Linked DNA regions of Homo sapiens: all the other regions are linked to region 2. The links are chromatin contacts, found by Hi-C or POLR2A ChIA-PET in ENCODE. All regions are on one chromosome and are shown on one strand. The core of a region is the stretch at or near the end of the contact, and the rest is flanking DNA. Distances in the headings are between cores, read along the strand shown.

Region 1 (3,444 bases), core at 541-3,040, 55 kb before region 2:
CCAAACACTGCATGTTTTCACTTATAAGTGGGAGTTGAACAATGAGAACACATGGACACATGGATGGTGGGGAAAAACACATACTGAGGCCTGCCATGGGGGATCATCAGGAAGAACAGCTAATGGATACTGGGCTTAATATCTGGGTGATGAGTTGATCTGTGCAGCAAACCACCGAGGTACACGTTACCTATGTAATAAGCCTGCATATCCTGCATATGTATCCCAGAACTTAAAAAATGAAGAAGAAAAAAAAAAAAAAACCAGAGCAATTCACACTCAACAGCATGCCAGGGAAGATGTCTCAGCCCTGGTGTCCTGACAAGAGCAGTTTCTGAATAGGAAGAAGGCTGGCACAAATGGATACAGCAACACATTCTAGAGATGCAAAGTTCCAACAAAAGCATTTTAAAGGTCACCTTGTTTATATAATATTTATGTTTTAAGACCTTATGATTCCCCCAATATTTCAAAGCTCTCAGAGACAAAAGAATAACATGGTATAAAGAAGTGGAACTCGGAATGAGGAGACGTGGACTCTGGTTTCAGAGCCACAGGAAACTGTGGAATCTGGAGGTGAAGACAACCCCAGGAAGTGACGTATTTCTAAATTTTCTGATGAGGACACCCGGCCCCAAGAAGTTCTGTGAGCTGCCCAAGGCCTCTCAGTCACTTGTGATACAGCCAGAATGCAGGGCAGGGGCCACTGTGTCCTTCTATGTTCCTTCAGTCTGCAAAACAGCGATAAGAATAGCTAATTGGGGTTTTCTGAGAAGTTACTGTATTGGAAACCATAAATATGTCATTTAATGAAGAACAATGAGCTTCGGCAGGATTTCTTAAGTGTGAATGCAATCGACATGCGGTATTCCTGCCTTCTTGGTTCTCTCGTCTCATACTCAACTCTGGTCCCCTTTCCCATCCTCCACCTCAGAAAACAAGAAGTGGGACAAAATAGGAAAGGAGAGAAGAGGAAGAATAAACAAGAAGTGGGACAAAATAGGGAAGGAGAGAAGAGGAAGAAAAGAGTGACGATGAGCCCCGGGCGAGGTGGCAGGGGCCTGAGAGGCAGGGAAGGCAAATGGGGAGCTTTGTTCTGACCAGGCCGTGTGCTTGGTCTGTGGGGCCTCTGGCTTCCCATGGGTGAGTCCTGTGAGAAGAACTGTGATAGTCTAAGTGTCTGCCAAAAGAAGGGAGTGAATTAGATGCAACCCATTCCACCCTGCCTCAGGAACAATGTACACACAAATACATGTCAGGATTCTCTCTGAACTTTACACAGAAATTGCCTGGCTATGTTCAGCTCTTCTCAGGGAGAGAAACAGAAAGTATTTGCTCTGGAAATCTTGTATCAATATATAACCAAGATCTTAATGTTTTCAGACTTGCCCCTTCCTTTTTCTAGCATTTGTTTTTTCTTCTGTATCTCCTCAGGAAGATATGGTGGCAATTAAAAGAAAAATTATTCTGAACAGCCTGAAGTGATATGGCTAAGCCTAGCACCACTTTTATTTCAGAGTTAAACAACCATGACTTAATTCTCAAATTGCTTCCCAACCCTGGGAAGTTAAGGTCCTAGTCTCCGGCTAATTCTAGAACCATCTATCATTAAATGAAGTTGAACACAAAGAAGGGGCGACTGCAGCTAAGGGAAAGGCCGTCAATCCTGACACCAGATTAATCTTCCCCAAATGCCTTTCCTGCCTGAGAGGGTTTGTGGCTGCTTGTTAGACTAGATCCAAGTTCTCAGCCTTGTCTCAGGCCTGCCTGGCCATTGAGTGTCTCACATGCTTCCCACCATTCCTCATGGGAGCCTGGGTTCAGACCGGCCAGGTTCCCACTCCCGTTCACAGGAAGGAGGCTCTGCGACTTTCACCTGCAGGCTCTGCTCACCCGTTGTCACTTCCCCATCCACATCCTACCCTTCTATCACATCTTCCTTCAAGAAGACTCACACTGTTCAGGAAACACCTGCTCACTGCCTCCTTAAGTTCCTTTCTCTAAATGTCTACAGTGTTAATAGTTTATAGCACTCAGCCCACTGATTGAGACCACAGCTAAGTTTCTGAGGGCAGAGACCCCCTCTGTTTAGTTCACTGCTCCTTCCCCAGTGTCAAGCTTAGCCAGGTGCTCATTAAAGAATTACAAAATGAGCAAATGGTTACTTGACTCGTGAGGTAGGATAAGACAATGAGACTGATTCTTAAACTACTTGCTGTAATATAAACTCATATAATTTTTTTTGTTGCTACAAAGCTGTCATCTAGGCAGGTGAGTCTTTTATTACTAAAATGCTTGGAGTGCTCAAACGTTTTGGGAATTCTTCTTTGGAAACTGTGCTACGTCAATTCCTGGGGTTGGGGTTGAGGTGGTGGGGGTGGAGGTTGGTGTGATGGGGGTGGGGAATCTCAGAGTTAAGACTGGATATGAATTAACAAAGAGACAAAAGTCACTCAGGGCCAAGCCTTAACTGAAGTGGCTGATTAAGCTAGTGAGAGCAGTTCTGGATCAAAACTGATCAAAAGTCAGTCCTATTCAACATAGTATTGGAAGTTCTGGCCAGGGCAATCAGGCAAGAGAAAGAATTAAAGGGTATTCAAATAGGAAAAGAGGAAGTCAAATTATCTTTGTTTGCAGATGACATGATCCTATATCTAGAAAACCCCATCGTCTCAGCCCAAAAGCTTCTTAAGCTGATAAGCAATTTCAGCAAAGTCTCAGCATATAAAATCAATGTGCAGAAATCACAAGGATTCCTATACACCAACAACAGGCAAGCTGAGAACCAAATCATGAAAGAATTCCCATTCCCATTCACAACTGCCACAAAGAGAATAAAATACCTAGGAATATAGCTAACAGGGGAAGTGAAGGACCTCTTCAAGAAGAACTACAAACCACTGTTCAAAGAAATCAGAGATGACACAAACAAATGGAAAAACATTCCATGCTCATGCACAGGAAGAATCGATATCATGAAAATGGCCACACTGCCCAAAGCAATTTATAGATTCAATGCTATTCCCATTAAACTACCATTGACATTCTTCACAGAATTAGAAAAAACTATTTTAAAATTCATATGGAACCAAAAAAGAGCCCAAATAGCCAAGGCAATCCTAATCCTAAGCAAAAAGAATAAAGCTGGAGGCATCACACTGCCCAACTTTAAACTATAATACAAGACTACAGTAACCAAAACAGCATGGTACTGGTACAAGAACAGACATACAGACCAATGGAACAGAATAGAGAACCCAGAAATAAGACCACACACCCACAATCATCTGATCTTTGACAAACCTGACAAAAACAAGCAACGGAGAAAGGATTCCCTATTTAATAAATTGTGCTGAGAGAACTGACTAGCGATATGCAGAAAACTGAAACTGGACCCCTTCCTTACACCATATACAAAAAATCAACTCAAGATGGATTAAAGAC
Region 2 (3,553 bases), core at 977-3,476:
TTAAAATATATGATTATTATCTAGATAGATGTTCTAATTTTTCAAGGCTTATATTGCTTTCATCCTCAAATGATCATTTTCTACCTTAGAAATTATTTTCTAAGATCTGTGTGTGTACAATAGTAATTTGCAGCAAATCAGTGTAATTTCACAACCCTTAATTTGAAAAAATAACAGAGGACACTGTATGTGATTTTCATGATAATAAATACAAATTTAAAATGTATGTTTCGAGTTGATCACTTTGGATAGATGTGTTTTAATTGTTCCAAGAACTGCTTTACACAGAGCATATTAGCAGTGGAAACAGTTTTGACTTCCAGCCCTTGATTCTACCAGCAGCAACATGGTAATTAACCAAATTATCCCTGCAAATGTATTAGCTTGATTTCTTCAACTTGTAAAAATTCATTACCTATCAAAATGAAAGGCTTAGTCTCATGAAAGATACTCAGGATAAAAGTGGCAGACACAAAAAGTCTGAGTTTTCTGACACACACTTTAGCAGGAGCTGCTGCACTCCCTCCTGTTTCTAGCCCTCAGGGGTTAGCATGTGAATTTTCTTCTCTCTTGCATTTGTGCCAATTGTACAATGTGTTCTAATGCTTCCAGGTAGCACAACAGTCTTGGCAGTCCTTGGAGAGCTCATGTTTTAGGGGATGGTACCTTGAACCATTTGCTTCAGGACTAGAAGGACAAAAGGGTGAAGAGCAAGAGGTCAAAATCATTCATTCATTATTCTTCATCCATTTATTCACTTAAAAAATTTTTTTTTAATTTTTTGAGATGGAGTCTCACTCTCTTACCCAGGCTGCAGTGCAGTGGTGTGATTTCGGCTTACTACAACCTCTGCCTCCCAGGTTCAGGTGACTCTCATGCCTCAGCCTCCTGAGTAGCTGGGATTACAGTCCCCCGCCACCATGCCCAGCTAATTTTTGTATTTTTAGTAGTGACGGGGTTTCACCATGTTGGCCAGGCTGGTCTCGACCTCCTGACCACAGGTGATCCACCTGCCTCGGCCTCCCAAATGCTGGGATTACAGGCGTGAGCCACCCCATCTGGCCATTTATTCACTTTTTATTAAACATCAACTAAGTGCCGGTCATCGTGCTCACCCCTGGAGGTAGATAACAACAGCCCAGGAGAAAATAAGAAAGACCATTACATATTAAGTATTGTAATAAGAATAAAGTGTAACTGGCAGACATGGAAGAGGAACCTCTAACTCAGACTTTGGGAATCACAAAGGCTTCCTGGAGGGAGTGACATCTCTAGTGAGGCTTGGAAGATATGCAGGAGTCGGTCAGCTAAATGTGTGGTCAGGGGTAGGCAGAGCATGTGCCGGGGTGGGGAAGAGCATGAGTTGCGCCCAGAGGTGATGGTGAGAGCAGTGGTTACGCCTGCAGAAGTGCAGCATGGAGTGTGAGGGGCAACGTGGTGAAAGATGAGTCTGGAAGCATACGCACGGCCACAGCATGTGCGACTCTGCAAACCACGTCTGGGGGTCTCTGGCCTGACTCTATCCTGAACTCAGGGGAGAGCCACGAACAGGTTTCCAGCAAACCTATGCTTTGGAAAGTGGATTCTGCCTCCATTGTGGAGACTAGTGGGAGGCAGAGGGCTGGCAAGCAGGTCTCTGGAGTCATGTAGGAAAAGGATGGTGGATGAACAAGGAGATAGCTGGAGGTAAAGAGAAGTGGACCCACCGGAGGGAGACAGAGCTGACAGGCTTGGTGAGGAACTGAACATGGTGAGTGTGAGGGAGAAGAAGAACCCAACAGCATGGACAGCCGGGGAATGAAGATAATCCAAGCTGCAGGAAAAGCCGGCAGAGGTGTGAGATGAGTTAAGGTGCAGGTGTCCATGACACATCTAAGTGGAGCAATCTGGTGGCCGCTGGGCAGGTGACAGAAGTTCAGGAAACAGAGCTGTGTTTGAGACACACTTGAGACCCATCCCCACACAGATGTTACCAGACACCATGGAAGTACAGCATCTAAGTAGAGAAGAGTCAGGATGGGACCCTGAGGAACACCAACATCAAGGGGGACTTACAGGAAGACAGGTCCACGTAGGAGACCCAGGAGAAAGGACCACAAAGTGGGTGAACCCAGGAGGGTGTGACAGAGACACCAAGGGCATGAGCATTTTCACGTGGATCCTGCAGTCAGCAACATCAAATGCCTGCCAGAGATCACATGGGGAAATGCTCTCTGTACTTCTGATAAGCAAGCCTGGGGTGGTAACCTCAGTAAAAGCCATTTCAGGAAGGAAGGTGGTGGGAGAGATGGCAGTTGGTTGAAGGGGAAATGAAAGTGAAGACACAGAGAGACTTTGGTCTGGAGAGTCTAGTTAGGAAGGAAGAAAGAGCTGCAAGCAATGTAGCACTGAAGATATATATATATATATGTATATATATACACACACATACATATATACACATATATATATGTACACACACATACGATGGAAAGAATCTGTATGTGTTTACTGAGAATGAGATGCCAGCAGAGAGGCAGAGGTTAGAAGAGGGCAGAGAGAGGAGGTGCTCACTCCTGTGCTGGCTTCAGTAGTGCCTGTTTCACTCACCCTTGTACCCCCAGCGCCGAGAACAGAGCCTGGAACAGTGACTGTCTGATGCCACTGGCCCAGGGGTGCTCATTGGATGGCATCCATCTCTCTGGGGACAGAGAAGGTGAAGCGTCTGCGGAGGGTGACGAGGACAGTGACAAGGAGGTGCTGGTGTCACAGGTGTGCAGCAAGCAGGGATGGTCTAAGCCAGGCATTCCCAATGGGCACCTTACAAAATTGGTTCTTGGGGATGAGAAAACCTTACTCTGTGTATAAAGCACAGACTCACATACCATGTACAAACAGACATGCGGTATCTCTGTGGTATTAGAATTTCATTTGGGAACAATTGGGAGAAAAGTGTCTTAAAGGTTCCTGAGGGGGTTGATAAAGTCAATGGTAAAATGACTGAAGGATACTCTTCAAGTCAGTAATGCTGGTGAACATTGCATTGATGGTGAGCTCCAGCGGGGAATAAGTTACCCTTCAAGGAAGAGAGCATAGTTTGGTTACTGTGATCCTGCCCTGGCAGTGAGATCCAGCATAAAGCAGACGTCGCAACCGGCTGGCTGCCTGGAGGGGTCCGCGATCCAGACCTCCAGCACTGGCTGCTGGAGAGAAGCAGCCTGGACTCCAACCTGTCAGTCCTGGAGCAAGTCAGGAGCAGTGCAGACCAGAAAGTGGACAAGCAAGGCAGCAAGCACGAACGTGTAGCGAGCTAGCAGAGACCGCCACGAGACGGACCCACTTCCAAAGGGGGCCATGACTCAGTATAACGATCCCAGCCACAGGCTGAAACCAGCAAGGCTTTTGGGGAGAAACACTGTAGTGCCCTTAGGGAATTTGATGGAGGCAGTAATGGGACTGAAAGGTCTTTGGTGGCTTACACTCGAGGACCTGTTTGCAAGAACCAGCTGCCTGATGGAATTCCTAGGTCAGAGTGAAAAGTTAAAAATGTTGGGTAGAGCTGAAGTTCACAGAG
Region 3 (3,346 bases), core at 184-2,683, 34 kb after region 2:
GCAGACCAGGCTCCTAGAACTTTCAGCCAATAAAGCTTATGGTCGCCCCCCGCAAAAAAGGATAACCTAAATAAGTTATTTCAGTGGTTATTCTTTACTAAGAAATGCATATATTCTCTCAAAAATGTGATACTTGGGTTAGTCAGGTATTTTCCATATAGAAACCACACTCTCCGTTCCTCAAAGTGTTGTCCTTGCACTTTTAACTTTTTAAACTTATTAACAAATTTTTATATTAAAATATTTAATTGTGGCTGGGCACAGTGGCTTACACCTGAAATCTCAGCACTCTGGGAGGCTGAGGCGGGAGGATCACCTGAGGTCAGGAATTAAAGACCAGCCTGGTCAACATGGTGAAACCCTGTCTCTACTAAAAATACAAAAATTAGCAGCTGGGCATGGTGCTCATGCCTGTAATCCCAGCACTCTGGGAGGCCGAGGTGGGCAGATCACGAGGTCAGGAGATTGAGACCATCCTGGCTAACATGGTGAAACCCCGTCTCTACTAAAAATACAAAAAAACTAGCCAGGGGTGGTGGCGGGTGCCTGTAGCCCCAGCTACTTAGGAGGCTGAGGCAGGAGAATAGGGTGAACCTGGGAGGCAGAGCTTGCAGTGAGCCGAGATGGTGCCACTGCACTCCAGCCAGGGCGACAGAGTGAGACTCTGTCTCAAAAAACAAAAAACAAACAAAAAAATTAGCCAGGCGTGGTGGTGTGCGCCTGTAATCCTAGCTACTCAGGAGGCTGAGGTAGGAGAATGGCTTGAACCCAGGAGGTAGAGGTTACAGTAAGCTGAGACCACATCATTGCCTAGCCTGGGCAACAAGAGTAAAACTCCGTCTCAAGAAAAAAAAAAAAATTAAATTGACAGATAAAAGTAGTGTATATAATTCAAGGTATACAATGTGATCACCTGACATATGTATATATTGTGTAAAGATGATCACAATAAAATTAACGTGTCTGTCACTACCCATAGTTATCATGTTCTGTGAGTTTGTATACATGTACAGTTAAGACACTTAAAATCTGCTCTCTCATCAAATTTCAAGTAAGCAGTGCAGCATTATGAATAGTCACCATGCTGTACACTAGGTCCCCAGAACGTATCCATCTTATAACTGAAAGTTTGTACCCTTAACCAACAGCTCCCCCTTTGAATTTAGTGATTCTCTCCTTTGTGGAGAGAATCAGAGGGCTTCAGATGGAAGTGACTCACAAATCCAAATTCTTTAGGTTTCTTATGGAAAGAAATCATACTGGTAACAGACCAGATTTTCAGCAATGTTGCCAGTTAAATGATGGGTTTTGGTCAACAGCTCCAAAATTGATGTTGCCACTGACTCTGTTTCATGTGCAGCTTCCAACATTGCCAATTCAAAAGATATGTTGATCCTTTCAATGTAAGAACTCATGCAAACTTACATGTAGGCTCTTTCTATGGTAATACGATATGGGGAGTAGAGAAGTGGCCAAGAACAAGGGCTTTAGAGCCAAACTACCTGGATTTGATCCTGGTCACTCTCTGTGTTTCAGTTTCCCCCACTACATAAATGAGGGTAATAACCTACCACACAGACCTGTGTATAAGATGGGTTATACACTTAAAATAAATGGTTAAATAATGTCTCATGCACTAGAAGAGGCCAAGACTTGAAAGTTGTTATCATTCTTCTGAAATTCTGGAGTGTATTCTTGGCACTGTTATAAAGCTTTGGTTGAGCTGCTCTGTACTTAACCACTTCCTCTTTTTGTTTTCTTATCTTGAAACGCATCATACATAACAAAAGAATGGACATAATTAATGTATATGTACCTTGTAGAGAATAACAGTAAAATAAATATTTGTGTACCCAAACAGCGTAAGGTACAAAGTTATAACAATAAATGTCCAGAGCCACTGTGCTCTTCAATTATCTCATCAAACCCCCTTCACCATCCTAATTGGTGTTTTTGTCATTCTTTTGCTTTTCTTTATAGTTTTACTATATATTTGTTCATCACTATTTTTAAAGAAACTTTGCAAGTTGCTCAAAAATTCTCTTATGGCCTATTTTCTTGTTTACACTCCCCATCTGCCACCTTTTTTAGGCTTCCCTGCTCTCCTCAACCAGGGAACTGCTGCAGATTTAGAAAGATGTTTTAGTCTCCACATTGGCCAAACTGCTTTTCTTCACTGATTAGTTTTTGAAGTCTTCCCCCACACTTCCCCCACCCTTCCCCAAGACCTCATCATTGTGATCCTGGGTAGCTAATGATAAATGATTTTAAAGTTTCCAGGTTTTCTTTTAATATCTATACTTCCTATTTTTTTTCCTAAAAGCTGAATTTTACTGCATTTTCTCTTAAATCTGTCAAAACACGGGGTAGAGTTCTCTGGTTTTGCTGAATTCACTGGAATGGTCCAGCTTCCGGCCAGGGACTGTCCTCTGCAGCACACTATTTCATCCATAGATAATGTCCGGGGTGTTTTCTACTTACTGGGGCCAAAATGTGCTGAACTTTTTGGGTTCTGAGTTTCATGTTTCAGAAACAATCATATGACCTACGTACATGCCTTACTCCAGCCAAGAGGACTTTTCTCAAACCCTGGATCACTAAAATTCCATTTTCACAGCCTTATCTAATTTTTCAGGTGCATTTACAGATAATGCCCCACATCACTAGGTCTGGCCCAGTGCCCCACGGTGTGGTCCTGATGTTGGCCCAAATTACTGAGGAAAGGGAATTTCCACATTCCTAGCTTGTTCCTTTATGCTCTTCATCCTGTGTAAGAACCAGTGTAAAACAATATTTTACAAACATAAAAGGGACCTTTGAAACTTATTTGATGTGTTAGCCTGCCAAAGGCAAAGTCATCACGAAGTGGACCGAATGAGGTTGTGGTTAAACTTCCTCAATTTTCTCTTCTAAATTAAAATCTAGTGCCAGACACCAAAAGGTTTCCTCTTCCTGTCCCTCTTTTATTAAGTAGTTACAATGGCAATTAAAAAGACCCCTTTGGTCATTCCACACTACTCTCTACTCCAACCACTTCCTATAATCTAATGATGCTATCTTGGCAAACTAATATTATAAAGATTTTTTATTAAAATAAATAGGTTTTAGAAGAAACACTCAATCAAGTATCTCAGTGGATGTGTTTCCTGCAAAGGCAATGGCAGCACAGAAATTAAAAACTAATTCATCCTTCTAGACAGCTGCCCACCTTGCTCAATAAAGACTCTACTATTCATTCCTTATGGCCATTGATTTTTGCAAGTAATAACAGAGGTTGAGAAGAAAAGCGTAAGCTTTTTTACAGATGGATGTTTCTATCATTTGCCAACAGCTTCTGCATTGTCTA

Evidence for each region. Hi-C counts contacts between places; a loop is a spot of excess contacts on that map. ChIA-PET counts read pairs that join two places held with the same protein, here RNA polymerase II (POLR2A).
Region 1: POLR2A ChIA-PET joins it to region 2 with 11 read pairs in activated B cell. The contact joins two enhancer-like sites. A Hi-C loop is called at or near these places in 1 of 168 maps with a recorded cell type or tissue (CD14-positive monocyte). POLR2A ChIA-PET finds 5 or more read pairs at or near these places in 1 of 52 experiments (activated B cell).
Region 3: a map of OCI-LY7 shows a loop between it and region 2 (3-fold over the local background). The contact joins two enhancer-like sites. A Hi-C loop is called at or near these places in 2 of 168 maps with a recorded cell type or tissue (OCI-LY7 and endothelial cell of umbilical vein). POLR2A ChIA-PET finds 5 or more read pairs at or near these places in 1 of 52 experiments (endothelial cell of umbilical vein).

Annotation. Positions count from the first base shown.
Region 1 is chr2:99,771,166-99,774,609 of GRCh38, forward strand. The region is part of intron 8 of AFF3 (ALF transcription elongation factor 3); the gene reads right to left. Among named protein-coding and RNA genes, the nearest start is that of REV1, 280 kb to the left of the region's middle. Within about 2 kb of position 1,791, at least 4 of the 41 ENCODE cell types and tissues checked have a DNase peak (open chromatin) inside an H3K27ac peak, as active enhancers do; they include CD14-positive monocyte, where a contact is called at or near this core.
Region 2 is chr2:99,825,250-99,828,802 of GRCh38, forward strand. The region is part of intron 8 of AFF3 (ALF transcription elongation factor 3); the gene reads right to left. Among named protein-coding and RNA genes, the nearest start is that of AFF3, 320 kb to the right of the region's middle. Within about 2 kb of position 2,227, at least 3 of the 41 ENCODE cell types and tissues checked have a DNase peak (open chromatin) inside an H3K27ac peak, as active enhancers do; they include CD14-positive monocyte and OCI-LY7, where a contact is called at or near this core.
Region 3 is chr2:99,859,883-99,863,228 of GRCh38, forward strand. All of the region lies in intron 7 of AFF3 (ALF transcription elongation factor 3), which reads right to left. Among named protein-coding and RNA genes, the nearest start is that of AFF3, 280 kb to the right of the region's middle. Within about 2 kb of position 1,434, at least 3 of the 41 ENCODE cell types and tissues checked have a DNase peak (open chromatin) inside an H3K27ac peak, as active enhancers do; they include OCI-LY7, where a contact is called at or near this core.